Regions from separate parts of the Homo sapiens genome. Here region 1 is linked to region 2. Evidence: chromatin loops called from intact Hi-C (ENCODE). Cell type or tissue: GM12878. All regions are shown on one strand. Each heading gives the region's core, and the rest is flanking DNA. Links, peaks and the distances in the headings are about the cores only. Region 1 overlaps ELOVL6 (ELOVL fatty acid elongase 6). Region 2 overlaps ELOVL6 (ELOVL fatty acid elongase 6).

The links. A loop is a pair of places that touch in the nucleus more often than their neighbours do. Peaks named below come from ENCODE experiments on the same cell type or tissue, not always from the same donor. Only the 100,000 strongest peaks of a DNase experiment are listed, where the experiment ranks them.
Region 1: it touches region 2 in a loop (2.2-fold over the local background); 4 of 110 quality-filtered maps call a loop at or near these places.

Annotation. Positions count from the first base shown.
Region 1 is chr4:110,045,794-110,061,428 of GRCh38, reverse strand. ELOVL6 (ELOVL fatty acid elongase 6) reads left to right here. Exons shown (of 4, transcript NM_024090.3): 3 at 1,675-1,826; 4 at 9,667-15,583. The coding sequence ends at 10,091. Among named protein-coding and RNA genes, the nearest start is that of EGF, 140 kb to the right of the region's middle. RefSeq lists enhancers at 5,558-5,617, 6,028-6,077, 9,240-10,439. In GM12878, for the core only: no CTCF peak of the experiment used is centred there; a DNase peak (open chromatin) is centred at 5,818; H3K4me3 peaks cover 610 bases; H3K27ac peaks cover 1,412 bases.
Region 2 is chr4:110,101,407-110,117,041 of GRCh38, reverse strand. It overlaps ELOVL6 (ELOVL fatty acid elongase 6), which reads left to right. Exons shown (of 4, transcript NM_024090.3): 2 at 11,414-11,545. Among named protein-coding and RNA genes, the nearest start is that of ELOVL6, 89 kb to the left of the region's middle. In GM12878, for the core only: no CTCF peak of the experiment used is centred there; a DNase peak (open chromatin) is centred at 8,391.

The sequences.
Region 1 (15,635 bases), core at 4,557-7,056, 53 kb after region 2:
ACTATAAAGACTTAGGTCATTCCACGGGGAGGAGACATTTCCTTAAGATAAGAAAGTAAAAAGCCAGTTTTGTTATGAACAGGGGAGAAATGCAAAGGTCCTGAGGCAGAAAACTGAAAGTGTCTGAAAGTTCTGGAGTGATTGGCTCACAGTGAACAAGAAGAGAATGGCAGGAGGTGAGAGTGGAGAATGGGGAGAGAGAGGCAGTGCAGAGAGGCCTTGTCGGTCCTGATAAAGGAGTTGAGGTTTTTATTCCAAGTGCAGAGAAAAACCACTGAAGGATTAAACAGGATCTATATCTGTAAAATGACAGTAATCCTCTGCAGGACAATTTCATACAGTGGAAAGAGTAACACCATTTGATGGAGTCTTTATACCTTTAGAGAAGCTACTTACAAAGACCCAACTTAATAGACAATTGCCAGGAATTAAACTTCATTATTTTGATACTGTAGAAAGTTGACCTTTAGTTCTAGTTGGCAGATGCGTGCTTTCTGGACAGGTTAGCCTAGTGGAATGATTTATTCTAGAGCAACTCTAAGATATTTTAAGTAAAAAACAGTGCCTCTGAGGAGAAAAGAAGGCTCCATTTCCCAATTCAACAGTTGTTCATTCATTGATCTCTCAGCTGACTTCTAGAGTAAGATGCTGCCCTTTTGGGCAGAAAAGGCTAGGCAGGTCCATCTTCCCCACATGGTCAGCCAGCTCTCCTTTCAGTCCCGGGCATGGTTCACACACTCTGGGACATACACTTAAGGGGCTCACTTCGTAATAGTGGCTGCTTGTTCCTATTGCCAAGTGCTTTCCCATGGCAGGTTGTGTTTCTTGAGCCTAATGTGTTCCAGAACTTCCTATTTCCTTACCAGTTCTCTGATTTAAAGAAATTGTTTATTTTTTCTTCACTTTTTCAACAATCTCACTTTTTCAACAGTCTTTATTGAGCACCTGTGCCTATGTGGAGATTAAACACATTGCGGGGCATTGAAGAACAGTGTTGGGGTGGTATTAGCACAACACTGGTTCTAGGGAGCTCAGGGAGTGAGCACTTATCTCTGCCTGAGTGGGCTTCCTGGAGGAGGTGACAGAGCTAAGCTTTTGAAGGAGTCTCATTCTGACATCTCTGAGAAAGATGGATCAGACAGTAGAAAGTGATTTGGAGACTGCTGGAGAAATCCAAGGAGGGCACAAAAAGCCTGGGCTGGCAAGGCGAGTCCAGAGGTAGAGGAAAAGTTTGCCTAAAGAGGTAAACAGGTTTTCAGGAAATAGAGCCAGTAGAACTTGGAGAATGATTGGGCACAGGGCAAATTTGAGATAATTCCAAGAGTTTGCAGCCACACCCATCTGCTCTCCAAGGAATAGTTCCCAAGCTGAAACTCAAAGGTCACCAGCATTCTTCATGAGATCCTGCTCTGAATCTGTTACCCTTTTTCATGACCTCTTTTTGGAACAGTGATGAAGAGGAAGTGGTATCATATATGGTTTCAGAATAAAGCCCTTGAGTCATTGTATTAGCTCTTGTTTACAGAACATTTTAAGATGCTTTCAAGGAAATACAAATAATATGATTCTTATGCCTATTTCCTGCCAGTGGCCAACCAGTCTTCTAAGTATGGTTGATGTGAGAAGTGAAACTATTTTCCTAAATGCTGTTTCTTTTCTCTTTTCATTATGAAGTATATTCGGTGCTCTTCGAACTGGTGCTTATATGGTGTACATTTTGATGACCAAAGGCCTGAAGCAGTCAGTTTGTGACCAGGGTTTTTACAATGGACCTGTCAGCAAATTCTGGGCTTATGCATTTGTGCTAAGCAAAGCACCCGAACTAGGTGAGTATCTTCTTCCATTTCCTCTCCCTCTCTTTGTAGCAACATATCCACAGTATTTATTTAGTGAGCAAAGAAACATTTTGAAGGTCCTATTTTGTTGGTTGCAAGAAAGTTACAATGAATGAATTTGAGTTCTTGCCTGACTTCTACTTTTTATTGTTCGCTCCCTCTTTCCTTTTAAATAATTTTACATTGTGCATATTAAGAGTAGATAGTTTATACTGAACATGCTGATTTTCGAGCTCTACTAAAAATATACCTCCACGGACTTATAAAATGTACAGAGACCCCTTTAAAAGGCCCACTGAGCTGAGCTAATATTAAAACATGGGGGAAGAAAAGAGCAACACAGCTATTTCCAAGTCCCATATCTGAGCATACTTTCATCTGTAGAGTTAGGATTCAGATTAGGAATTAAGCTTTTCATTTGGGGACCCTCCTGTTCTCATTAACAAATGCTGAGGGTTGGTCTCTGGTGGTGTTTGATTTTAATCATCAAGACTGGCCTTAGGGAAGGGGAATGTAATTTACCTTCCAGAAAGTAATAGAAAATACAGGCTGTATTTGTAGATTTCTATAATTTTTCCCTCAACCCTTGAATGGTCTTGAATGTAAGTGTGGCACAGGTTACCAGAAATAGTAAAGTCAAGGAGTTAATGTGGGCACAGTTTTCCAGGAAGATGTCTTTATTTACACAGAAAGAGATCTAGTGGTGACAATAAGCTCTGAGTACATCCATGAGTAATGCTAGCAAACTGGTACAGATTGTACAGGTACAAACTGGTAAGGCAAACCTGGTCACCTCTGGGGTTCTGGGTTTTTTTTCACCTGCAATTAAGAATTATACATATTTAGTTCAAAAGATATCAATTGCAATTTTTGCCATTGTTTTCAATGGCAAAACCGCAGTTAACTTTTGCACCAACCTAATATGTATTGTCCCCTCTCCTGTTTCTCCTAAAAAGGGAGTTTGGTGTTGTACTTTCCTTACAAACCACCTGCAATATAAGCTATGAGCAGTCTTCTGTAAGGTGCCCCTTGTTCACGCCCCGTGTCCATTCAGATAGAATGGGAACTGTCTGATTTGTGTGGGCCGGCAACCCAGCCACCTTCCACTGGAAGCCAGAAACCTGCTGTTTATAAGTAGATGACAATTGGTTTGAGCTACTGTCTTCCCAGGTCAAAAACAAGGGAAGAACAACAGAAGAAAATTTTTCCTGAAAACCTTTCCTAAGAGGGGCAGAGGTACAAAGATAGTCCAAAATAACTAGATAACTACCGCGTGCATGTGCATGCCTGCACCGCTCCCCCCCTCCAACAGACACACAAACGCCTACACACACGGATCATATGAAAACGGTCTCAGGGTAAAATGCATTAGTGTGGATTCATTCATTCATTCATTCAGTGCATTTATGTTAAGCACTGGCTGAAATAGAATGGCAACTTTATCTAAAAGGAATTTTACAATACAGATTTTATGAACCAGGCCCCAGGAGGTATTGGTACCACTAGGTATGAAGTCATAGGCTAGAGAAGTGGTTTTCACCCTGGATTTACAGACAATGCCTGCAAAATCTGAAGAGGTATTTCTGGGAATTTTAAAATTATATGAGAATATTTTAATTTGCTTTGATTCATAGAGTTTCTGAATCAGAGCACTTGTTCTCAAACTGGGGTTGATCTGAGAGTGTGAGCATGTATTCTTTACTCTTGGGGTTTTGTGATTTTTTTTTTTTTTTTTTTTTCCCTGAGACAGAGTCTTACTCTGTTGCCGAGGCTGGAGTGCAGTGGCGCGATCTCGGCTCACTGCAACCTCCGTGTCCCGGGTTCAAACAATTCTCGTGCCTCAGCCTTCCGAGTAGCTGGGATTACAGGTGTGTGCCACTACACCCGGCTAATTTTTGTATTTTTAGTAGAGACGGGGTTTCACCATGTTGGCCAGGCTGGACTTGAACTCCTGACCTCAGGTAATCAGCCCGCCTCGGCCTCCCAAAGTGCTAGTATTATAGGCATGAGCCACTGTGCCCGGCTGTGGCTTTTTTTCTTTAAAATAAAATTACACGTTATTAAAGTCTGAATTATTTTAGTTGAGAAATATATCCCTCTTTTATGCTATTTAATAACCTTATTAATCCCCTATCTTTTTTGACAAAGGCCTGACTACAACTACATAAATGTAGTAAATGCATGAAACGTGATTTCCCCTGAATGCTACCCCTGAACACTTCAACAGTTTCTACCTTTTACTACTTCCCCCTCAATTTTTTTTTTAATAAGAAATAATCATGCCAGTAGGATGCAAGTAGGAGACTAGACTATGGCTGGAGACTGGACTTCCGACCTTTAAGCCTCAGATCACAAAAAAGCAGCCTCAGTGTTTTCTTCTAGAAACGCCTTTTCCCTGCAAGGACTAATTGTGTTGTGTTCTGAGTTATATACAGCTGTATTTGAGGTACTTGAGAACAAACATAGTCCTTTCTACCTTTTGGAGGAATAATTTATTGAAATGCCACCTCAAGCTATCTGTAGTGATTAATTTCCTTTAAAGACATAATCAGACCTATGCTCTCTGTCCTCCTGACTTTTAGGATTCCTAGAGAAGACCTATTAGTGTAGCACCCAGAGGTATTCATATTTTCATCTTCTATCTTGGTTGTGTTGATGCTGATGATGTTAATATCACCTGTCTTAATTTAATCCAGGCCCAAATGTCCATTCCCCTCAGCCTCATAGCGGACATTGTAATTGAATACAGTGTTCCCTCTTGAGCCCCAAAGGAGCCATAATCCAGTCTCCTATTTGCAGTCAACAGGAGTGGTGTGCTGCTGGCATGATAATCCCTTTCCCTGGAAAGGGCTCATTCATCACAATAATTTGTAGTAGTCCTTTGTGGATTATCCAATAATCGATGCAGTTAAAATATGAGATTGAAGTGTTGGAAAAAATAATATTCTAATCTTGACATAGTTCTTTAATGAGGCTAATTAGTAACACAAATTCTTCATACAGTTTCAAACCCTTTATAGAGATAATTTTCATGTTCTGAATACTTTTTTTTTTTAACATTTTAAAATATGGGATATTGTTCTTCAAATACTCTGGAGCTCCTCTGACAATGGCCATTCAGAGGTAAACCGCTGACTCAAAACAGGTCCAAAATCAGTGCAAGTGTCTCCAAGACAAGCAGATCTAGGTCTTTATGTAGTCAACATGTTTGCCTGGATGACTTTTTTTTCCCATGCATTTTGGAGGTTAAATTTCTTTCCAGTTTTTGCAGTTGGAAAATCTTGTCGCTACTATTTAATTAAGAGAGATTTACCCGTTTGGATTATTTAGAACTTTTCTTATTTTTAGGTCTCAAATTTTACCTTTCAATATTCTAAGATTCTGGACTCTTTATGAGCACCAAAAGGAAAAGATCTAGTGAGAAAAAAACAGTTCTTCCATGTATAGTACTGAAACTGTATCCCCCCCCCCAGCTCCCACAAACTCAAACTCTTGTTTTAAATTGCAGTAAAATATACATATTATTCAGATTGTTGAGCAACCATTACTCCATCAACTTCCAGAACTTTTGCATCTTCTCCAACTGAAATGCTACTCATTCCACACTAACTCCCCCTTCACTAAACTCTTAATAAATAGCAAGAAGACCTTTCTGTTTCAGCAGAAAACCGTGAGCTCATTTCAGTGAATTATGGGGTTGTAGGCCACTAGAACAAGTGAGAGGAAAAGAGCCACTAACCTGCTTTGTGTGCCAAATCTCTGAGCACCTACTATTTGGATTATATTAAAACCCGCTGAGATTTTGTTTTGTTAAAACTTGGAAATATCTGCTCTGAGCCCAGGTCCTTGCTCAGTTGAGCATGTCATTGTTTTTGAAGCTCTGACTCAGCAGCACTCTAGCTAGCTCTGGGAAGAGGGACTCAGCTGTATGTGACAAACCACACACACAGAGTAGCCTCTCTGTGTCTCTTGGTGGCCAAGAACACCCTGGGGATTTCCAAATGCTTGTTGCTTTTCCTGCAGCTGCAAAGGTGTAGTTAAGAAGGGACACTTGGGTATAAGGAACAACATGCCCTGCCTGAAAGCTGTCTCTTGAATGAAAATAGTTGGACCAAAGGTTAGAGAAATCATGATACAGAGAACATGAGCCAGGAGGTAGCTAAAATGACAGGACTGAAACGTTCGAGAGTCTAAAGTCCCATTGCTTGTACTTGGCCAATGTCCTTCCCGTTATGCCAACAGGACATTTGAACAAGAAAGATTGACTGACCAACTCAAATACACAGTCCCTCTGATAGTTAACATTTCTGGGTCACTCTATAGCTTCTGGAAAGCCTGAAATTACCATGACTTGGCATGACTCTGGCTCATGACAAATTAAATGTGACATTATGTGGTTTCCCCAGAGGAAAAATAATTTGTACCTGCCAGAGTGGCCTGACTGATGCATCTCAGCTGCCATATCCAAGACCGTGAGAGGACTTGGTTAGCTCTTCTAGAGCCCCACCAGTTTCCCCCTGCCTGAGGGAAACTACCACTCTTTGGGTCAGCAGTCTGGGGGATAGTAACCCTGATAGGGTGTTGAATGGTGCTACTGATCAGCTCCAGAGCCATTGCTGGGAGATGATCAATTTCATTCCCGCACCCACCATCGTGCATATGTGTTCTGGAAAAAACTCCTAAGCAAATTTAAATTAATTTTGTTCTTGAGATTTCGGGACATGTTTTCCCCTCCTCCTACCCTCCACTCCACTCCCCTCCCTAAAGTAACTAGAAACACCCAGTGTATCTCAGTTAAACCTGAGATATACCCTCACCTCCAGACAGGAGAAACACAAAGCCATTCTTAACTCCAGAATTGTACCTTCCACTTTCCATCCCACACTAGCCCATTCTAATATGGTTTTTCTTAATCATTCTTTAGACAATAAAATTTTAATATAAAAGTGATGATAGGGTTAAACTAAAGAGTTAGGATGAAATGCATATTACTTTGACAAATTTATTATAATGTGTTTGGAATTGTATAGGGGTTTATATTTTAGTTAATGCTAAGAGACTCATGAAAGCATCTATTCAATTATGAATGACTAAACTTGTTTTAAACATACAGTATCTTGGACATCTACCTTCTTTACACTATGAACCAAGGTAGCTGGAATTGATTGTGTCTGCGTTATTGTCCACAGAGGGATTGGAGGAACAGAGTAGTACTTATACAGAAACGGTGGATCTCTGACAGATACAAAAATAGCACAGTTTAACACTGAAAAGTAGATCCCGGGTCTCCTGACACCAGTTTTGTCCCTTAAGTATATGTATGAGGGTTACCATCATCATCCATCATTATCAGTCTGCCTGACACTTATAGACACCATAAAAATCTGGCATCTTGCAAGAGAGAAGATGACTTCAACAAAAATTTGACAGTAGGTTCAGAAATATAACAACTGACAACTTTCCTATTTATTTAATTAATTTATTTATTTTTTGAGATGGAGTCTTGCCCTGTTGCCCAGGCCTAGAGTGCAATGGCATGATCTTGGCTCACTGCAACCTCCGCCTCCCCAGGTTCAAGTGATTCTCCTGCCTCAGCCTCCTGAGTAGCTGGGATTACAGGTGCCTGCCACAATGCCCAGCTAATTTTTTTTTTTTGAGATGGAGTCTCACTCTGTCGCCCAGGCTGGAGTATAGTGGCACAATCTCGGCTCACTGCAAACTCCACCTCCCGGGTTCATGCCATTCTCCTGCCTCAGCCTCCAGAGTAGCTGGGACCACAGGCACCCACCACCACACCTGGATATTTTTTTAATTTTATAGTAGAGATGGGGTTTCACCGTGTTAGCCAGGATGGTCTTGATCTCCTGACCTTGTGATCTGCCCACCTCGGGCTCCCAAAGTGCTGGAATTACAGGTGTGAGCCACCGTGCCAGCCTAATTTTTGTATTTTTAGTAGAGATGGGGTTTCGCCATGTTGGCCAGGCTGGTCTCGAACTCCTGACCTCAGGTGATCCCCCCGCCTTGGCCTCCCAAAGTGCTGGGATGACAGGTGTGAGTCACCACACCCGGCCAACTTTCTTTTTCTATTGTAAACAAATATGAAATAATAGTGTTTAACAGTTTAGTAGGAAAATAAACCAATAGCTCTCCTAATGCATGGAATGGGGCACCACCTGTATCTTTCCAGCCACTGCCATTAGAACCTTAGAAGTCTTTCCCCATAGTCCAGCATTCTTTGACCTTGCTGAGTGCAAGCGTTTTAGGCCATCTGTGAAGTACATGAGGGATAAGGTAGGAATAAGTACTAGTTTTTCTTTGTTTTGTTTTGTTTTGTTGCGCTTAATTAAATTTCAGAAGAAGAAGAAGAACCAGGGCCGGGTTCTCAGGGCGGTGGCTCACGCCTATAGTCCCAGCACTTTAGGAGGCCGAGGCTGGTGGATAGCTTGAGCTCAGGAGTTCAAGACCTCATCTCTACTAAAAAAGTTTTTTTAAATTAGCTGGGCATGGTGGCACATGCCTGCAGTCTCAGCTATTCCTTAGGCTGCAGTGGGAGGATCACTTGAGCCCAGGAGATCAAGTTTTCAGTGAGCTGCGATGGCACGTAGGTGACAGGGCAAGACCCTGTCTCAAAAACAAACAAAAAATTAAAAGAACCTTCTAGCTTTTGTTTTTTACACAAAAAGAAGCCAGGTTTGAGTTCACCAAAGGTCATGAAGGATGTCGATTTTTCCCATGTCTCATAACCATAGAGATAGGAAGGAGAAAGACGCATTCACCTGCATTAGCCTGTTTCTGTCACACATCCTAGCGTAACTTCCCTTATTTTCTTACTCGCTAATGTAATTGGGTATATTTTTCACTGGGCTTGCTCTTCATCCAATTTTACATAAATGTTCTACAGTCTATTTTCAGAGCCCTGAAACTTTTCAGTGAAGCATTGCAGATACATAGCATCTACCCACCTCAGCATAATTCTAGCTTTCATAATATAAATTCCCTGCCTCAGAAGCTATGGTCTTTTCCTTCAAAGGGATATTGTTAGACAAAATTTTGATAGATCCTGGAAATCTTTTCAGTTAATTCTGTAAAATGAAAACTGTTATTTTCAATTGCTCCTCACTTGATTCACTGGTATAAAATATTCCTATTACCCTTGTCAGCAAATGTGTATAGAAGAGGATTTTTGTCCCCCTTTTTCTGTCTTTTGTTTAGGTTTTACTTTTCTCACTGCCATTTGGCAAGGCTGTGTAATTTAGGGAGCTCACAAAGATATATGTTTGAGGGGTACCTTTTATCATGTACCAAAGAAAAATTATGGTTTTACTACTCTAGAGAAGCCTTAGAACATTTTGCTGGGCACTTGACTTCCAGTCTGTTTCCTTTGATTGATAAATGATCTAAGACAAGTCACCAGTCCCCTCCAGGTGGTATTTCCTAAAATGTATAGTTGAGTTGGGAGTTGGCAACATAGTTGTTAATGTCCCTTCCAGATCAATGATGGATAAGATTTTGTGTGAAATACCTTGAAAGAAACATTTGCTGCTTGCCTCCTGTGTGTGAAGAGAGCCATGCTGATTATCCTACTTAATCCTCAGGTGATTCCATGCTACTCTTTTAAATTATCACCATTTATATAGATGAGGAAACTAGAAATAGTGAGGATAACTAACTTGTCCAGGGTCACAGAGCTAGTAAGTACCAGTTCAGGGTTCTAATCCAGTCTATGTAACTCTCCAGTCCTAGCTCAGGATGTCTACCCTCTTACAAAACTGTAAGTCATCGTTACTGGTGGTCAAGGATCTCACGTACCTTCTTCCTCTTTGTCTTCCAGGAGATACAATATTCATTATTCTGAGGAAGCAGAAGCTGATCTTCCTGCACTGGTATCACCACATCACTGTGCTCCTGTACTCTTGGTACTCCTACAAAGACATGGTTGCCGGGGGAGGTTGGTTCATGACTATGAACTATGGCGTGCACGCCGTGATGTACTCTTACTATGCCTTGCGGGCGGCAGGTTTCCGAGTCTCCCGGAAGTTTGCCATGTTCATCACCTTGTCCCAGATCACTCAGATGCTGATGGGCTGTGTGGTTAACTACCTGGTCTTCTGCTGGATGCAGCATGACCAGTGTCACTCTCACTTTCAGAACATCTTCTGGTCCTCACTCATGTACCTCAGCTACCTTGTGCTCTTCTGCCATTTCTTCTTTGAGGCCTACATCGGCAAAATGAGGAAAACAACGAAAGCTGAATAGTGTTGGAACTGAGGAGGAAGCCATAGCTCAGGGTCATCAAGAAAAATAATAGACAAAAGAAAATGGCACAAGGAATCACACGTGGTGCAGCTAAAACAAAACAAAACATGAGCAAACACAAAACCCAAGGCAGCTTAGGGATAATTAGGTTGATTTAACCCAGTAAGTTTATGATCCTTTTAGGGTGAGGACTCACTGAGTGCACCTCCATCTCCAAGCACTGCTGCTGGAAGACCCCATTCCCTCTTTATCTATCAACTCTAGGACAAGGGAGAACAAAAGCAAGCCAGAAGCAGAGGAGACTAATCAAAGGCAAACAAAGGCTATTAACACATAGGAAAAAATGTATTTACTAAGTGTCACATTTCTCTAAGATGAAAGATTTTTACTCTAGAAACTGTGCGAGCACAACACACACAATCCTTTCTAACTTTATGGACACTAAACTGGAGCCAATAGAAAAGACAAAAATGAAAGAGACACAGGGTGTATATCTAGAACGATAATGCTTTTGCAGAAACTAAAGCCTTTTTAAGAAATGCCAGCTGCTGTAGACCCCATGAGAAAAGATGTCTTAATCATCCTTATGAAAACAGATGTAAACAACTATATTTCAACTAACTTCATCTTCACTGCATAGCCTCAGGCTAGTGAGTTTGCCAAAACCAAAGGGGGTGAATACTTCCCCAAGATTCTTCCTGGGAGGATGGAAACAGTGCAGCCCAGGTCCCATGGGGGCAGCTCCATCCCAGAGCATTTCTGATAGTTGAACTGTAATTTCTACTCTTAAGTGAGATATGAAGCATTATCCTTTTGTTCAGTTGCCCCGGGCTTTTGAACAGAAGAGTAAATACAGAATTGAAAAAGATAAACACTCAACCAAACAATGTGAAAACGGGTTCTGTAGTATTTGTAAAAAGGCCCGGCCCAGGACCACTGTGAGCTGGAAAAGGGAGAAAGGCAGTGGGAAAAGAGGTGAGCCGAAGATCAATTCGACAGACAGATGGTGTGTATGCCCCTCCCTGTTTGACTTCACACACACTCATAACTTTCCAAATGAAACCCCACAGTATAGCGCATATTTTCGATATTTTTGTGAATTCCAAAAGGAAATCACAGGGCTGTTCGAAATATTGGGGGAACACTGTGTTTCTGCATCATCTGCATTTGCTCCCCAAGCAATGTAGAGGTGTTTAAAGGGCCCTCTGCTGGCTGAGTGGCAATACTACAACAAACTTCAAGGCAAGTTTGGCTGAAAACAGTTGACAACAAAGGGCCCCCATACACTTATCCCTCAAATTTTAAGTGATATGAAATACTTGTCATGTCTTTGGCCAAATCAGAAGATATTCATCCTGCTTCAAGTCAGCTTCAGAAATGTTTTAAAAGGGACTTTAGCTCTGGAACTCAAAATCAATTTATTAAGAGCCATATTCTTTAAAAAAAAAAAGCTGGATAATATTCTCTGTAATATTTCAGTCCTTTACAAGCCAAATACATGTGTCAATGTTTCTAGTATTTCAAAGAAGCAATTATGTAAAGTTGTTCAATGTGACATAATAGTATTATAATTGGTTAAGTAGCTTAATGATTAGGCAAACTAGATGAAAAGATTAGGGGCTTCCACACTGCATAGATTACACGCACATAGCCACGCATACACACACAGACACACAGATGTGGGGTACACTGAACTTCAAAGCCCAAATGAATAGAAACACATTTTCTGGCTAGCAGAAAAAAACAAAACAAAACTGTTGTTTCTCTTTCTTGCTTTGAGAGTGTACAGTAAAAGGGATTTTTTCGAATTATTTTTATATTATTTTAGCTTTAATTGTGCTGTCGTTCATGAAACAGAGCTGCTCTGCTTTTCTGTCAGAGATGGCAAGGGCTTTTTCAGCATCTCGTTTATGTGTGGAATTTAAAAAGAATAAAGTTTTATTCCATTCTGTGTGAATGGTTTGAGCAGTGAACAAAGAATCCATGCAAACCAAGTCATGACTGGAAGAAATGGGGAGTGGGGGACAGTGCAGGGGAGGAAAGCTGTTACATCTATGTTAAATGATTGTGAGCAGTCTATAATGTCTTGATGTTGGTTCATAGGTGAGACACAACTGATGGAGGAATGTATTATAAATTATGCAAAATCTGACATGAGCTGAAAAGACAGGTCCTTTTATAAGAGCTAATAGATGCTTAGGATGCAAATGTTATTTTGAGCTTCGCAAATACATGATACCGTGCAATAAGCCTTTTTTCCTTATAACAGAAAATGAGAATAATTAAAATGAGGAGAAGGCCACATAACAGTTGACTTGAATTTAATTGAAGGACCCATTGGAGGCTCATCTGGTTGATTTAATTATTTAATTGAGTGATTTATTGCAGATCTCTTAATGCAGGTTAGAAACGGAAGTGAGCATAAACCTTAAAAAGACTCTAAATGATGCTTCCAAAGCACTTTCATTTTGGTATTAGGTTCATGTTTGTTTGTCTTTACTTGTAAAATAATTTGGAATTTTTGTTTACAGGGTGAATGTCTTAATAGTTTTAAAATTAGCTAAATATATCTAAAGGCATTTCCAATGTTTATCATGGGAGGAAAAAAGCCACATTTTTTTTAAAACAAAACAAAACAAAACAAAATTTTGGTAATATAGGTTCAATACACTGTTTTTAACATCTCAGCTTAGCCGCTTTAATCATATCAAGATATGAGGCTGGATCACTGGCCCATGACAAATCTGAAACCTACCAGAGAATTGACTGCTGCATAGATAATCCTGCTGCCAGTTAACATTCCAGAAAAACTTGGGCAGGCAAGTTTTTATAGCTGCCCCACTATGCTGCAATAGAGTATCTTTCTATTGAAGATTTTCCACTGCATCCCGATCCTACTATGGTGAAAGCATTGTTCTTGGGCTAAAAAAAAATCCTTTATTTCATACACACATGATTTCATACACTAGGTCTGAGCATCAAGCCAAGTCCATGAGTTTGCAATGAAGTTCTAGTGAGAAATGCTCTATTCATAAAGCAGGGGGTTTACGTGGACCTTCTAGTGTTGCTTATGGGAAAAGAGTAACTACCATATTACATCTAACGCAAGGCCAAAGTACCAAATTAAAACCATGGATTGAGGTGGTTATTCGAAGTCACTTACTCCCATCCTTCTAATTATGCTCCACTACAAAAGTAAGGGGAGAAGAGGGAATACTTTACATGTACATTGCTAGAGGGAAAAGAAAGGCTTGATTATATCCCCTCGCTTCTCCACCTCTCTGCTCATGTAAAGAAACTGATGAGAAAAGAGACTAATATGTCTAGACTGAGTTAGAAACTTCATATGAGTGGGTTTTGTAGAATTGATGGGAAAGACAGTGGGAACCTAGAAGAACAGAAAGAGACCCACAGAATGTCTTTCTTTTTTTTTTTTTTTTTTTTTTTGAGGTGGATTCTTGCTGTTGTTGCCCAGGCTGGAGTGCAGTGGCGCGATCTAGACTCACTGCAACCTCCGCCTCCCAGGTTCCAGCAATTCTCCTGCCTCAGCCTCCCAAATAGCTGAGGTTACAGGCGCCCGCCACCACACCCAGCTAATTTTTGTATTTTTAGTAGAGACAGGGTTTCACCATGTTGGCCAGGCTGGTCTCGAGCTCCTGACCTCAGGGGATCCACCCGCCTTGGTCTCCCAAAGTGCTGGGATTATAGGCGTGAGCCACCGTGCCTGGCCCAGAATGTTTTTTTAAATCAGATGTAGCATCTTCATAAGGTAAAGCCTGTCACATCAGAGTAACAAAGCTCCTGGAGTACAGTGATGCTAGAGTAGAATGTTCCAGAAGTCTGGCCATAGCCCCAGCTTCTGAATTACCTGGGAGAGACAAGATGCTCAGGTTACTATTTTTTCTTTATTCTGATAGTACAGCCTCTACTCAGAGACCACGGTGTGTGTCACACAACCGAGGCAGCTAGGGCATATTCTGAGGGCTTTTTTTTTTTTTTGGTTTCCTTAATGATTCTTTAACAGAGTAACTGGATTGGCCAAGGTCTGATTCAAGAGGCTGTGAGGAGAGTAGAGAACAAATAGACTTTGCCTCTCAGAGTTCAGAGCTTTAAGTTGTATAAGCATGGTCCATGTCCACCTCTTGTAGACACTTATTCCTTAAAAGTTTCCATCATGAAAAATAATATCATGTCAAAATTTTATAAGCACCCAGAATGTCCCAGTAGTCAAATGTAGTGTCTTTCTCCAGTCTCTGTTTTCGATAATAAATACCTTGCTCTCAATTTAGGATGATCGTAAAGCCTATGTTCATGCTGTGAGTCATTGTCTCCCACAGCTTTTGAAACATCGTTCTTTGTCTTTTCTATACAACACCTGATTCTTTGTGCCTCAGACTCATTGCTATCAGGAAGAGACTTTGCCAAGATCCACCACCACATTTGGCCAGTAGTGTATACACATTAAAGTGAGAGCTGATGAAATCACAATGCTCTATTTTGTTCCGACAATCAGTATGAAGGGGTAGGTCCCAGTTTGCCAATGAGCAACAGCCTCTGTATGCTGGTGTCCAAGACTTACACAAAACAAGTGTCAGTGCAGTCACAGCATTTTCTTGAATGCTGTTGTGACAGACTCCAGTTATAAACATCTGCGAGCCATATGGCACAACTCATAGCTAAAGAGGCCGGTACAGGGCACATGCACAGAGCTTTGAAGAACATACACAAACCTGTTGAATCAAGTTACTTTCCTCATCCTCAGAGACTTTGACAATTCAGAGCTCACAGATGGCAGGGGGAATTCTCAGGCTTCCCTTCCTCCTGATTGACACTTTTTAAAGGAAGTGATGTGGAAGTTGTTCTAGAAGTTAGATGGACAGTGGGAGCACATTCGTGAGTGGGGCTTGGGAGAGCTCAAAAGTGGCACTTTGATTTTAGGCTGGGCAGGCAGAAGTCTCACAGTAAAATATATTTCACTAGACGTCCAAACCAACACTGCATTGTAGTAACCTCTTCTGAAGTAACTGGTTAAATTAATAACTGGTCCCATAAGTCAGGGTCAAGCCACATTTATAACCCATTCGGGCCGGCCATGAAGGGTTCTGACTCGACATTGGTATTTAAATGCTGTTACTTTCCCAATGCTTAGTAGCACTTGAGACTTTATTTCCATCGACAAAAACTAAGAAGGCCACAGAAGTAGCCTAACAGTCCTCCCTGGTCATACTCGTTTCAAACAGGTCTGCCTGTCTAGACATATTCAGGCAGGAGGTTGCTTGCTGCTATCTTGAAAACCACTGGAAGATTCAGCTTCTTGGGGACCTCAGAGCCCATATTCATATGGAAGCCCACCCATATAAGCCTCACAGAGCAAATCACAGCAATGTTGAAGTTGTTATTTTCAAGTGCTTATTTCACGACATTAAAAAAAATATTTTTTCCTGGTGTATTAAAATTAAAAATAAAATCATAACTTTTGATTTAAAATCAAACTGTGTTTCTGTTTTCTCTTACTCTGGGCAATTTAAATGGGACATCTAGGAC
Region 2 (15,635 bases), core at 6,933-9,432:
GAGAAGAGGTCCACAGATTGAATTCTGGGGATCCTCAGTTTGTGGATTGAGGAGATGAAGGGAAAGCAGCAAAGGAAAATGAAAAAAGAACAGATGGTGAAGTTGGAGAAGAAGCAAGAGAAAACAGAAAGGAAGGAAGTGAAGGAAGCATTGCAGGAAAGAAGGAGTTGCCATCTGTGTCAAATGCTGCTGCTAGCAGGCCATCTGGGTGGAAGACTGATACTTGACCATTGCTGCATAGAAACCTATCTTTATAGACATAAGCCCAAAAAGAGAGGAAGGATAAAACAACTGCATTGCCACAAACAGGAAAACATACTTAAAGTAGCCTGTAGTACGTATTTTAAGATTGGGATTAAGAGAATGGTTACAAACCAAGTAACCTTTGTTGTTGCAAAGGAGTGTTGAGAGATGGCAATTTAGGACTGTGGACAGTCAGAATAAATCGAATACATATTAGTAATTTTAGTAAATTGTATATTATACTAGAAATTCTGAACATAGGTACCTGGTTCATTGTAAAGGATACAGTAAGTCATGTGCTACTAAGAGTTCAGATGCTGATATTTGTGAGTCACATGTTAATGAGTTGCTTAAAGACAATCTCCATAAGAGTGTTGCTCTCGCCCTTTGGATTCTAAAATGCTTTCTTGAGTAGAGGGGAAGAACCTGGCTTTGGGGATGGCAAACCAGGAATAGACATGAAACATGTGCATCTGTAGGGGTCTCCTATGTGTTTTAGTAGAAGAATGGCTTTAGATCTTACGATTTAGTTTAATCCACATGGTAAACAGAATAACAGTCCCTCAAAAATGTGCCCATCTTCTGTGAATATGTTACTTTATATAGCAAAGGACATGTTGCGGATGCAATTAGGTTGAGGAATTTGAGATGGTGAGATTATTCCAGAATATCTTTGGGCAGGGGACATCTAATCACATGGGTTGTTAAAATGGAAGCCTCTAGGCTGTGGCCCTGGATTATCTGGTGGGCCCATTATATTCACAGGGTTCTTAACAGGGAGTTGGGGGGATCAGAGTCAGATAAGGTGACGTGACCATGGAAACAGCTTGGTGTGATGCATTTTGAAGATGGAGAAGGAGGCAGCCATGAGCCAAGGAATGTCAAGTGGACTCTAGATGTTGGAAAAGGCAAGGAAATGGATTCTGCCATAGAGCCTTCAGAAGAAATGCAACCCTGGTGACTCTTTGATTTTAGCCCCGTAAGACTCATTTCAGATTCTAACTTCCAGAACTGTAAGATAATACATTTGTTTTGTTAGAAGCCATTCAGTTTGTGAGAATTTGTTGTAGCTGTCCCCATTATCGGAGTTCTCAAAGCTATTGTCTGCAAACTTTATCCTCTTATGTCACTGAATGAGAGTTCAGATTTTGAAGGAGCAGTATGAAAGCCCCAGTCAAAATGTTGCCATATTATTATTATTTCTGGAAGTTTTTTTTTGTAGAGACAGGTTCTCACCATATTACCCAGGCTGGCCTTGGATTCCTGGCCTTAAGCCGTCTTCCCACCTTGGCCTCCCGAAATGCTGGGATTACAGGCATGAGCCATCATGCTTGGCCCTATATTATTATTTTTAAGAACAAGATGAAATTCAGAGTTCTTTCTTGGGTAATCGGGTGATAATCTCATAAGTAAAAACAATGTTTAAGTCATTTTCACTCATTACTAAAAATATATTTCTTCTGATTACTGCCAGTTTTTTCTCAAGCTTAATTTCTTATGTACATTTGATTTTGCTGACAAAATCAATTTATAAACTAACCATGAGATCATCGTCACTGCTGAGATATTTTCTCTAATCCAGAAATAGTATTTGGGGTATATTTTCTCATTGCTTCCCCAGTTTCTTTTCAAAATTTATATTGAGGGAATCATTAGTGACAGGAGTATATTTATTTATCCAATAGTTAACGTGAAAACATGCCATGTTTTCCCCTTCATTTTATTTTCTAGCTTTTGGAATTTTCAGCTGTCTATGAGGTGATTTGGGGAAATGAAAACCCTATATAAATATTAAGGTAGTGGTAACCTACAACAGAAATGGATTCTCCTTTGATATAAATGTCAGTCCTTGAGTACAGAGAAAGTGCTCATAAACATGGATATGTTTATGCTTGTTTATATAATTGTGCAAGCTGTTATTTTTCTTGGTTTTGATTTAAATCTAGGAAAATTTTCAGTTTGAATTGGACTTAATCTTATAAACCTGAAATCCGGTTTTCAATGCATTGTGAATAATTGTCTCCTTTTGACAGTGTTTTTTCACTTCTAGTTTTAGCCTCCAGCTCTGATAGGTCTATTAGTTATAAGACGTCCTAGGCTTCTTTAGGATAAAGACAATCAGGAAACAGGTTTTTATATTCAACTCTAAGTGTAGCCTGTTAGTTTGAAAGGGTGTTGGTCATCCATAGGGGAAGGATGAGTGGCTTCAGCATTTGGGTCAGTTTTTAAAGAAGCCCAGCTGTACCATATGATCAGGAACTAATGACCTCCAAGTTCCAGTCATTATTTCTACATTTAGTAGAAATTAGAGGACCATCAGCCAGGAAGTTTTTAGCCAGGAATTCCTAAGCTGAAAAGTTTAGACTAGATGTCTAAGGTCTGTTCCAATCTTGAGATTCTATATGTCTAGGGTCATTAGGCCACTGGACTGGAAAAGAAGATCTAAAAAAAAGAAAAAAAAATGCCTACAGCTTTGACTGACATAGCCCATAATTGTATTTGTGTAACTTCAAGCCCAATAAAATTTTATATTTAGGAAAATAGATGACTAATGCTTCATTTATATTATAGAATAGATTTTTAAGGCTATAGGAGATAAAGTTTAGCTTGGTGACAGGAGAGTCACTCAACTACTCTTATTTAATAGGAGGCATTTCAGAATTATAGTACAGTTTTTATATTACCATTATTGTTACACTTTTTTTCGTTTTCAAGGGATGGAGTCTTGTTATGTTGCTCAGGCTGGATTCGATGTCTCGAGCTCAAGGGCTTCTCCCACCTCAGCCTCCTGAGTAGCTGGGACTACAGGTGCATGCCATCATGCCTGGCTCATCATTATTATATTTTGAAATAATTTAACAAGTGAGCATTGCCTCATTGGAAATTAATATGCTACCTTTCTCGTAGAATGAAGAGTATTTCTTCAAGAAAATTAGTGCAATGAAATTGAATTGCTGCTGGAACCACCTTCTGAATTCTATTTCTACATGCTGCCTCTCTTATTCAGAAATTACTGTTTTAAATGGCCACAAGAGTTTTGTTTTACTATCACTAGATCGTTACCTGGAAATTCTCACCTGCAACAATCAATACTCTCAAACAAAACAGAAACTAGAAATTATTTTTTCATCATAGAGATCATTTTTAGTTTGTTTTCAGATGGGCATGGGAGATTTGTCTAAATAAGACCAATGACTTTTTGTTTTGTTTTTGGCTTTTTTAAAGACAGGGTCTCACTCTGTCGCCCAGGCTGGAGTGCATGGGGCAATCATGCTCACTGCAGCCGCAACCTCCTAGGCTCAGTCCTCCCACCCTAGTTTCTCAAGTAGCTAGGACTACAGGCATGCACCACTACAGCAGACTAATTTTTAATTTTTTTGTAGAGATGGAGGGGGTCTCAGTATGTTGACCAGGCTGGTCTCGAACTCCTGGGACAAGTAATATTCCCGCCTTGCCCTCCCAAAGCATTGGGATTACAGGCATGAGCCACCATGCCCAGTCACTGATATGTTTTCTGCCAGGTTTTGACTTGGGGGTGATGGCAAGCTTTCCTCTTTTTTTTTTTTTTTTTGAGACGGAGTCTTGCTTTGTCGCCCAGGCTGGAGTGCAGTGGCACAATCCTGGCTCGCTGCAGCCTATGCCTCCCAGGTTCACGCCATTCTCCTGCCTCAGCCTCCTCAGTAGCTGGGATTACAGGCGCCTGCCACCACGCCTGGCTAATTTTTTTTGTATTTTTTTAGTAGAGACGGGGTTTCACCGTGTTAGCCAGGATGGTCTCCATCCCCTGACCTCGTGATCTGCCTGCCTCAGCCTCCCGAAGTGCTGGGATTACAGGCGTGAGCCACTGTGCCCTGCCGGCAAGCTTTACTCTAAGGAGATAAAAAATTGAATGGATTTTAATTCTTTTGTTTTTATTTTCGTTTCTGAGATGGAGTCTTGCTCTGTTGCCCAGGCTGGAATGCAATGGTGTGATCTTGGCTCACTGCAACCTCTGCCTCCCAGGTTCAAGAGATTCTCCTGCCTTAGGCTCCTGAATAGCTGGGATTACAAGCATGTACCACCACACCCAGCTAAGTTTTTGTTTTTTTAGTAGAGAGGGGGTTTCACCATGTTGTCCAGGCTGGTCTTGAACTCCTGATCTCAAGTGATCCACCCCCCTCAGCCTCCCGAAGTGTTGGGATTACAGGCATGAGCCACCACACTCAGCCCGGATTTTAATTCTTTGTTTGATTTTGCTAACTAGAGCAGCAAGGACAGTCTACAGTCTTTGGTTCTAACTTCAAAACTGATTTTTTCTGATCAGTTTTATTAAGCCATATCTACTGAAACAAAAAGTATTCTTGTACCTCTCTAAGATGCAACGCTTTAGGATTGAAACTGACAATTCTCTGAGCTGCAAACATCAACTCTACTGAAATAATGCTGTGATTAGCCTAGCGGTTTGCTATCTTTTACTATGAACAGGAGAATATTCATTCCTAAAGGTGATCCCATCTGATGATTCCTGTGAAGAGCCGCAGTTCACACACACACTTCAGTGCATTGATCGAGAGATCAGGAATTCAACTTTTGCCACATCTGCCCTCAGGGATAGAAATAATGCATACCAAGTTTCTCTGTGAACATCTTTTTAAATTCTGTCTTCCTTCCCAGCTCAGACTTTCAGTACCCTTCATGACTTCATCCAGCAGTTCTCTATCCATTTTTCTGGGGGCACAAGTTATTACTTCCCCATCTCTCACCCATGGGACATGATGGGGTATGTGTGATTTAGTCTATTGTTTATTTAAGAAGAAAAAGAAGAAAAGAAAATTAAGCCATACATTTCAGTCCTGTACTTTAATTAGTAGTAACAAATTACTGGGCACATGCCTCACAACTTACTGCAAACTTGAGGTGCAGATACAGCCTGAACTCTGCTGCAGTTTTCAGAATGTCACACAACCCAACTTTAGCCCGCATCTCCAAACAGGCTTTCTACCATACCCAACCCACAGCATCTGGTATGACAGACTCCCGGTTTAGCTCACACCTAACTCCATTGCCTATTGCTACTTGCCCTTTGCCCATCCATCCAAAACCTTCAGGGTCCACTCTTAAATCTTCCACAGCATTTTCTCATGACAATAGTCTCCTTCCTTAGCTCTTTATAAAACATTATCTGTAACACACATTTGCTACTGACCCCCTATATAACCATGTGTTACCATGTAAATTTTTCTTTCTAGCTAGATTAGCAGAGGCAGAATTTACTCTCACATAAGGATCCTTTTTTCATTCAATGTCTTACTAACCATACTGCAAAGGAATACAATGAGTTTATTAAATTTCTTGGCCATGGCTTAAACCTAACAGAAGAAAAAAAAAAACTGAAAGGTTTATTGAATTTTGAATGGATGGGTGGATGTCAACATTTTCATCAGCTACTGAAAAAAAAAAAGGAATTCTAAGGAAACAAAGGGAATTGATAACCTGCCGATTTAAGTATTAAAGAGTCTTTTTAGATGTGCAGTTTTTTCGTTTTAACATTTTGAGAGTATTTTCTCCCCCAAAATCTTATGTCCAGTTGTAATACAAAAACGGAATGCACCAAGATTTTTTAAAAGGTGACAAGGGGGGAAAAAGATAAGTTTACAGATGTATACAAGGAATTTCTGTGTCCAATCTGCTTCTAAGAGGGGTATACTTTCCTGGAAAGGGATGTGCAGCCATGTTATTGAATCTCATGGACTAAATGTAACTCTACTTTGCTTATGGCCTACTTCAAGGATAGAAAAACTAAAAACTAGTTCTCACACCTTTTTTAAAAAAATAGATGAGGAGAACCTGTGATCTCTAAATTAGTATCTGGAGGGGGAAGCAAAAAGGTAAAGTGCTTACAACTCAAAGAAGCTTGGAAATCACACCTTAGTTGGTATCCTTGGTCATACACAACAGCTTGGAATAAGAATAAGGAACCTTTACCTTAGTTATGGCTTTGTCTTGCAATTGTAAAGCCACTTTTCATTTGTATCAATTACGGGCATATTTTCATGATTATTCACAAAATTGTTTGTCAGAATTTCTGGGCATATGGTTAATTTACTTACGAATAAAACCTCCTGGCCAGGTGTGGTGGCTTACATCTGTAATCCCAGCACTTTGGGAGGCTGAGGCAGGAGGATTGCTTCAGTCCAGGAGTTGGGGACCAGTCTGGCCAGCATACTGGGATCCCATTTCTGCAAAAAAATTAAAAGAATCAGGCGCACCTGTAGTGCCAGCTACCCAGGAGGCTGAAGTGGGAAGATCGCTTGAGCCCTGGAGGCTGAGGCTGCAGTGAGCCATGATCACACCACTACGCTCCAGCCTAGATGACAGAATGAGACCTTGGCTCAAAAAAAAAAAAAAAAAAAAAAAATCTGCGGAAAAATTTCCATTTTTTTTAACGTAAAAAAAATGCCTATATGAAGTCTTGCAGAATCCTTAAGAATGTGGCAGAATTAAGCCCTGGATAGGACTTCAAGAAACCTCAGGATCCCTCTCAAGAAAATCTTATTTTCTTATCAAATTATAACCACCATAGACATACATTAAATGTCATATTGGCAAAAAGTAGTGTTATTTCCTCTAGTCTCTGGGTCCCTACTTTATTTGTATCCCTAAAATCACTTTCAGAACCATAAGTTGTTTCCTGACTTGAGTCAGCAACTGAACTGCAAGAGGACTCTTAAAAGAGGAGGGGGGTGCACCAGTTGGCATTCTGTCTCAGCGTCAGACTCTTCACCTTAGAACATGAAAACTTTCTCTGCACTAGGTAGATAGGTATCAGCTGAACTGGGCGGTGCCCTTTTCATTTTTTCCCCTCACTGCTTTTTACTTTCCCATCTCCTTGTACCTCACATGTGTACAGTAGCCATAATGAAGGCCATGTAGATACGACATGAAAGAGCCAGGAGGGAGCTCAGGCCAGCTTCCCAAGCTATTCATTAGCAATTATCCTATGTTGAAATACTACCCACATAAACATTTCTTCATTAGCAAATAAACTAGTTTGACTCTTGGGGTATAGAAATCTTGACGTGAATGCTAACGAGACTCAAGCTAAGCACTGGTTTCAGTGAAATCCCACGAGTTTAAAAAAACATGTATTTCAATTTATGCATACTTTTTCAGAAATGTTAATGGGTAAAGCAAGAAATACCAATCATAAGTGAGAACTTGCTCAGCTACTCTGGTAAGAATCAAAAAAGCATGTCCTAGGAATGCTTTGGAACAAGATAGTATGATAGAGAAATTCAGATTTCTAAGGATAGATCCACTATTCATTTTTATTAATTATGGAATAATTTCCATTGTTCATCTTGATGACAGAAATAGAAGGGTAAAAAGGATAAATATAAGCTTGACAGAATTAAAGCACATCAGTATTTCATTTGGGTTGTCTTTATTTGGTTGGTCACCTGGTAATCATAACTCCTGAATCACCACACTGAAAAGTACTTATTAAGTACCTATAATTATGGGTTGTGCTATATGATGCACATTTAAAATTTATTAAACAAGAAGAGTCCATGCTATCTCAAAATGACTGATTATCTAATAATAAAACAGTATAGTGTTACCATTATACCCAAGTATGGAGGCCTGCCAGTATACAAAGTATTACCACAGAACCATTAGGAAAGCAATCTATCCACATTAAAAACTAAGTGGGCTAGTGGCAAACCATTATTCATCTTGAATATAATTGAACTTTACCGGAGAGATGCCAGAAAGGAAAGGCAATTTTAATTCATTTAAATTGTCCTGTTCATTAAAGAAAATCTTACCTTCTTCTAAGCAATATGGAAAACAAATAGTACATTCAACCATAAATGACAACTCAGTTAAAGAGGTAATTATTAATGCTTAGGCAACTTCCACTTATAGCAGATGCTTAGGTTTAATTCCAAACTAACCCCAAGGATTTGAATTTCACTACAGTAAAAGATTTCTGTGCATGCAATGAAAAACTTACTTTGATCACAGCACTCAAACCGATTCCCATTAACTACCTGTGACCCTGATATAGCTTATACAATTATTTTGTGTTTACCTACCTGCTTGACCACAGCCATGACAATGTTGGATAGTCTTGACCAGTGTAGCATGAAGCTGTGTGACTGTGAGTGACTATTGTCATCGGTTCCCTATTCTCTTTTCTGTCGAAGGAGGAAATTGGGCTCCACCTCTAAGGTTCCTTGCTTGCAATTATCAAGTTCTATGATTCTGTACTGACTGACTTCATTGCCTTAGCTGTTGAATTGCTTTGTAAAGAGAGCTCTTGTGGAAAAGTGAATGGCCCTTGCTGGGAAGTGAGCAGTGCATTAGGATTAATTCTCATTTTAGAAGTTAGGAAATTGGAGAAAAAATACATAGGGAAGATTTTTTGTTCTTTTCTTGGTTCTTGAGGCATTACTTTTCCCTTTATGGCTAGAATGATAGGATTGTATGAAGATATTCATTTAACTTGGTTTATGATTGCAAGTAATACAGTTAATACAACCATAATCAGAATCTCAATTATGTTGAATGGGTAAGATAAATAATGGTAATTTTAAGGAAATGTCTTCCATGGTATATGTATAATTAATTTCTGTTCTCAAAGAAGCAAAGAGGGTTTGGATGAAAGCTTCCCAGGCTCAGAAAATATGACAGTAGAAACATGAAGATGGGAAATTCTTCTTCATCTTTTCACAGTTACACAATGTTCTACACATTATGCAATGATTATGTAATTCAACAGGACAGCTTAAGGAATTTTTACAGCTTATAAGATAACACTTCAAGTACCCCTTTTTCTTCTGAAAGTTTACCACAAGAACAGGAAAATCTAGGGCTACTTTACCTCTAAGCCTGTTTATTTATGAAATAAAGATAATACTTTACCTGCACCATGAGGATTAAATGGTAAAGCTTTTTGGCATTATGTCTACCCATAGGAATCACTCTATAAATCATAATGTGATTATTGTCACTTATTACCTTTATAAATTAGAAAAAAAGTATATACTTTTTCAGATTACTATCACCTACATTAACTTGGTAGAACTTTATTTTTCTTTAGTCTTTGCTTATATGTGCATAAACAGAAACAGTGATTGTGACTCTTAAGTAATTTAATTCCATGCCCTTGTAATTTCCAGAGGAGAAATAAAGCAATATATAATTTATGGCCAAAAGTACTTTCTTCCTGAAATGTCCAATAGTTAAAGTTTCCACAAAATTGTTTCACTGAAGTATAGAAATAATCAATGTCTTTCTGGGGGAAGAAAATGTATCATAATATTTTTCTGAATATTTGACTCTTTAGTTATTAATGTATTACGGGGAAAGTACAACTTTCTGTTAGTGTTTGCTGCCTGTTTACTGTACACAGATGCCTGATTATTTTCCCCATCAGAAAATTTGATAGGACAAGACCACGTTCATTCAACAGATATTTATTAAGCACCTACTGTGTTCCAGGTCTTGTGGGCCCAAGAGAAGAGTCTGTAAACCTCAGTGAAAGTGATTTATTCAACATTTACTTATGGGTTGATTTCTGGAATCATTGCTTTATTTGGTGGTATTCACTAAGTAGGTCACTTGCATTCATTTACATAGGAAAGCTGCTTGTGTAAATAGCAAGGTCCCTTATGAGTCAGCATTACATGTCAGCATAAAGGGAGAAAACACGAAGCATTTTACAAATAATACTCTTTAGGTGAACACATTTTGCTTTTGATATTATGTTTTGTAACTTATTTCTCAACCCTTTCCTTATTGATCTAATTGAATAGGGAAGACCCATTTTAAGAGAAACATTGCTTTCTCAGGAAACATGCTCAACTGTTTTAAATTATTTATAAGGTTTCTGTTGCTTTCAGTCGAATCATAGTTCTATTATAGAAGTTTGTGGATTTTTGCTTTTGAATTTATCTTTTGGCATTATCAGTACTGTTGTCAGAGGCATTTGTACCAGAGTGACTTTATCTTGAATAGGGGCTAAGTAAAATGAGGCTGAGACCTACTGGGCTGCATTCCCAGGAGGTAAGGAATTCTTAGTCACAGGATGACATAGGAGGTTGGCACAAGATACGGGTCACAAAGACCCTGCTGATAAAACAGGATATAGTTAAGAAGCTGGCCAAAACCCACCCAAACCAAGATGGTAACACAAGTGACCTCTGATCATCCTCACTGCTTATTATATGCTAATTATAATGCATTAGCATGCTAAAAGACACTCCCACCAACACCATGACAGTTCACAAATGCCATGGTACAGTATACAGTCTAAAAAGGGAAGGAACCCTCAGTTCTGTTCCTGGGGAAATCCCCGCCCCTTTCCCCGGAGCACTCATGAATAATCTACCCCTCGTTTAGCATGTAATTAAAAAACCCATAAAAGTAGCCAGCCAGCAGTCCTCAGGGCTGCCTATGGAATAACCATTCTTTTATTCTTTTGCCTTTTGAGATGGAGTCTCAAAAATCTCAGCTCATTGCAACCTCTGCCTTCTGGTTTCAAGCAATTCTGCCTCAGCCTCCCAAGTAGCTAAGATTACAGGTGCCCACCACCATGCCTGGCTAAATTTTGTATTTTTAACAGAGAGGGAGTTTTACCATGTTGGCCAGTCTGGTCTCAAACTCCTGGCCTAAAGTGATCCACCCACCTCTGCCTCCCAAAGTGCTGGGATAACAGGTGTGAGCCACCACACCCACCCAAGATAAAATTTTAAATGGCTATCTTGTTCCAAGACACAACCTTGTCACCAAATAGTTCCAATAAAAACACTTCTTTTTAAAATTCATGTATGTATCTAAATTGGCTCAACAAACTCTAAAGAATAAAATTATTTCTCTCAGTGAAAAGACTACTTTTTGTACTTCAATGCTATGTTGTTGAAATTTCAGTCCTAGAGCCTACAAAGGAAATATATCTATCCTGACATGATACTTAATATGTTGGTTAAACTACTGGAAGACCTGATTTGTCAAGGGAGATTTCAACAGAACACTAGTTTGCCGTGTAGACTAGACTCCCTCTTCAGTGAAGCAGGAATATTCTCAAGAATATTTTTTCAGTGCTTACAAAGAGGAGAACTGGTACAAAATTTGGTGTTTCCTAATGACTAAAAATATCTTAAAGATTTTGTTTGCTTGTTTGCAGGAAGAAATCTTTCCTGTTTTCTGCTCTGTATGCTGCCTTTATATTCGGTGGTCGGCACCTAATGAATAAACGAGCAAAGTTTGAACTGAGGAAGCCATTAGTGCTCTGGTCTCTGACCCTTGCAGTCTTCAGGTAGGTTTTTTTCATTTTTCTAATAAAACGTATCCATTTTATCACTTGCTGAAAGAATGCAATGATTGAGCATTTGATTTTAAATCTGATATTTTTGATTATTGAATATGATGAGGACATAAAATAAAGTCATGTTCAGAAAGAAAGCCTTCACTGCCACCATTTGCCATGATGTATTCAACCTTATATATTTTGAGAGGTGTCAGGCCATCTCTTGTCCTGTCCAAATTGGTCATGCAGTAATCTGATTGATCTGTTAGGATGAGAAGCAGTACAGCAATTCATTATTGTTATTGGCTAAATATAGATGAAAGGTTAAATGGGAAGGCACACAAGTAACCTGTTGAAGTCTATTGGAGAACAGGGTTCAAATACCCTGGGTGTGCTGTTCCTAACACTTAATCAAAAGATGACACTTAGACATAGACCAGACACTGGACATCTGTGTCAGTATTGCTAGACCAGAGAATGCTTTTGCTCTGCATCTTCAAAAGCACCCTCCACCCTCATTCCCCGAACTGACTTGCAGACATGTGTTTATGTAGCCAGCTCTGGCTTTGTAAATGTGAAAGAACTCAACACAGAGACTGTCAGGACAAGGCCTGTTCTCTCAGGGCATCTGTCAGCTGGTGTGCAGACTCATTCCTCCAGAAGCTTTCAGGAGCATTTCCAGTCTTGTATTATTTTGTGATCTAGGCAATCACAAGACTAATTAGCACCCAGCTGGTGTCCAAGCAAGTGCCAGGATTTACCTAGAGTGCTAACAAAGGCACCTGTTCTATTTGTGTTTTGCTTGTCAAAACCAGCAAGTTCATAACTAGGCTTGGGGAGGAACGGGAGCGGAGTAAATGTAGATATACTATGAAACACAAAACTATTAATTTTCATATTTATAAATATTCATTTGTATTTTTTCATATATTAACTGTTCTAAGCAGAAATGGATGTTATCATTAAAGCTTCATTAGTTACTTAAAGCTTATTAAAAATGACTGAGGAAGAGTATTTCCATTAAACTCTTATGATCTGTGTTTTTCCATAATGTTGGATCCCTCCATCTAAAACACCCACTTACTCACCACTACTGAATATACTTTTTATTTCAGTGCAATTTCTAAAGCCCTAGGTTTGAAGTACTCATGATTTGGATCTGTCACTAAAATCTCCTTCCAGTTCAATCTGTATCAGATCATGATTCTCTATAATATAAAGAAGGCTTTTCATTTTTATTTACATTTAAGGTTGACAGAGTATGCCTCACCTGAAGTATTTTGATATTTGTGGGGAATTTATCTCTATCCTAATGAAGCCTTTCACCATTTTACTGATTTTTCAATATTCCCTGCACCTTTATCTTTTGTTATTTTAAATTTTAACACTTGTAAGCGGAGAAAAAAAGTACAATGACTCCCCTGCAACCCCTACCTTGGTTAAACAATTGTCAACACTTGGCTGATTTTACTTCGTTTAATCTTGCTCACCTTGTTTCTCATCCCCAAATTATTTGGAACTATTAATAATAGAGGCTGAAATAATTCTTATTGAAATCATACCATGGCTAAAGGTTAAGTACTCTTTAAAAGCAAACACAGTATTATGATCTCACCTAAATTAATAATTTGTTCTTATTAAATTTCAAATTTCTTCAGTTGTCTCATAAATGATTCCTGTTTTACAGTTTAAGAACCTAGATCAAAATGAGATCTTTACACTTCCATTAACTGATATCTTTTGGCTTATAGATTTCCTCTTTTTCCTTATGATTCATCCTTTGAAGAAACCAGATAGTTTACCCCATAGAGCTTCCTCTGGCCTGGATTTTGCTTGATTGCATTTTTCTGTACCTTCTATTTCTTATAAGTTGTAGTTAGATCTAGAAGGTTTATTACATTCAGGTGTAATATTTGAAGAGGCTTTCTATAAGAAGAAACTTGCCTTTATCAACTATTCGGTTATCTTGAAGTATATACAGTTATTATAGCAAAGATTAGGATAAATGCTTGATTCTTTGTCTATATTCATCAGGTTTTTTTTTTAAGTTAGTTAGCATGTAAACAATAAGATTTGTTTTCTTAAGAATCATTATAAACTTATGGATATGTACTTTTTCATATGCCAGTGATTTTGAGATATGATTTTGATGTGTTTTAAGTCCATTGCTATTCCTTTTGATGGTGATAGTTTGATTTTTTTTTCTTTAATTACAAGATACCAGGCCAGGCATGTTGTATATTTCTTGTCCAGAACTGGAATCAGCCATTTCTCCAAAGAGCCTGTATTAGTTCGTTTTCATGCTGCTGATAAAAGACATACCCGAAACTGGGAAGAAAAAGAGGTTTAATTGGACTTACAGTTCCACATGGCTGGGGAACCTCAGAATCATGGCGGGAGGTATAAGGCACTTCTTACATGGTAGAGGCAAGAGAAAAATGAGGAAGAAGCAAAAGTGGAAACCCCTGATAAGCCCATCAGATCTCATAAGACTTATTCACTATCATGAGAATAGCACGGGAAAGACCAGCCCCTATGATTCGATTACCGCCCCTCCCCACCCCCTACCCGCCCCCCGTCCCCCATCCCTCCCACAACACGTGGGAATTCTGGGAGATACAATTCAAGTTGAGATTTTGGTGGGGACCCAGCTGAACCATATCAGAGCCCTAATTCCTATGGTGGAGAGAAGATAATATTTAGAAACCACTGTCTGGGTACTAAAGGTGGTTGTTGGTGCTGAGTAAGTTCTTATATTTAAGTCTTTAAAAAAGCCAGAAGTGGAAATTTACTTATTGAGGTAAAATATACATATATAATCTATCATCTTTACTTTTTTTTTTTTGGAGACAAGATTTCACTCTGTCACCCAGGCTGGAATGCAGTGGCACAATCACGGCTCCCTACAGCCTCAACCTCTCCAGCCTCAAGTGATCCTACTAACTTAGCCTCCCATGTAGCTGGGACTATGGGCATGTACCACCACGGCCAGCTAGTTTCTATATTTGTTTTGGTAGAGATGGAGTTTCACTATGTTGCCCTAGCTAGTCACAAACAATCTTTACCATTCTTATGACTTAACTTTTATTTCTCCTTCCTCTCGGGTCAAAAATCCAAATTCCCAGTGTTGGCCAGTAACTCCCCATTTACTTTATCCTGCAATGCACATGCAGAAGTCAGTGGTGATACTTTATCTTTTTTAGACTGACAAATTATTGTGTTCTCTTTCATTTAAAATTCTGTTATTTTACTTTCTTCAGAGCCATGTTTTGTATAAAATTTAAAAATCCAGAACTATATAGAAAAATCCAAGCATCTGCAGTCTAAGGTTTTAAAAAGTGGATCTTAATTTTTTTAAGCCAGAATTTGGGAAACATTGATAATGGAATGCTATGCTTCTGTGTTTGGAAGAACATATTGAGATTTCTCTATGCTTAAAGAATGCTAGTCAACAATGCATGGAAGTAAAAAGGCTAACTACACAATGATACTTTTAATATAAAAATATTTATAGAGATACTAGAAGAAAATAAACTCAATTTTTTACTTTTTGGGGGGCAAAAGCAGAGAAGATGTCTTATTTATTAAATTCCTATGATTTATTAGAAAATAAGACCAGCCTGGGCAACATGACAAAACCCCATCTCTACAAAAAGTACAAAAATTAGCCAGGCATGGTGTCACGCACCTGTAGTCCCAGCTACCTGGGAGGCTGAGGTGGGAGGGTCACCTGAGCCAGGGGAGGCTGAGGCTGCATTGAGCCATTTTAGCACCACTGCACTCAAACCTGGGTAGCAGAGTGAGACCCTGTCTCAAAAAATAAATGAACGAATGAATAAATGGATAAATAAAAAATTTCAGCATTTGTACAGGTTGGTTGGTGTGGACTGGCAATTTAGAAGAAAAAAAATTTGTGATGTGTTATTCAGAACAAATGAAGCAAATATAATCATGTGGACAACTCTCAATTTTGCATATTGGCCATTTATTATTGTTTGTGTTTTTCTGCATTTAACACATTTCCTAAAATATACGTACACATGTTCATATCTAATCTCCTACACAATTCTGTAGAATTTCAAGTGAGTAGTTGCTTTTT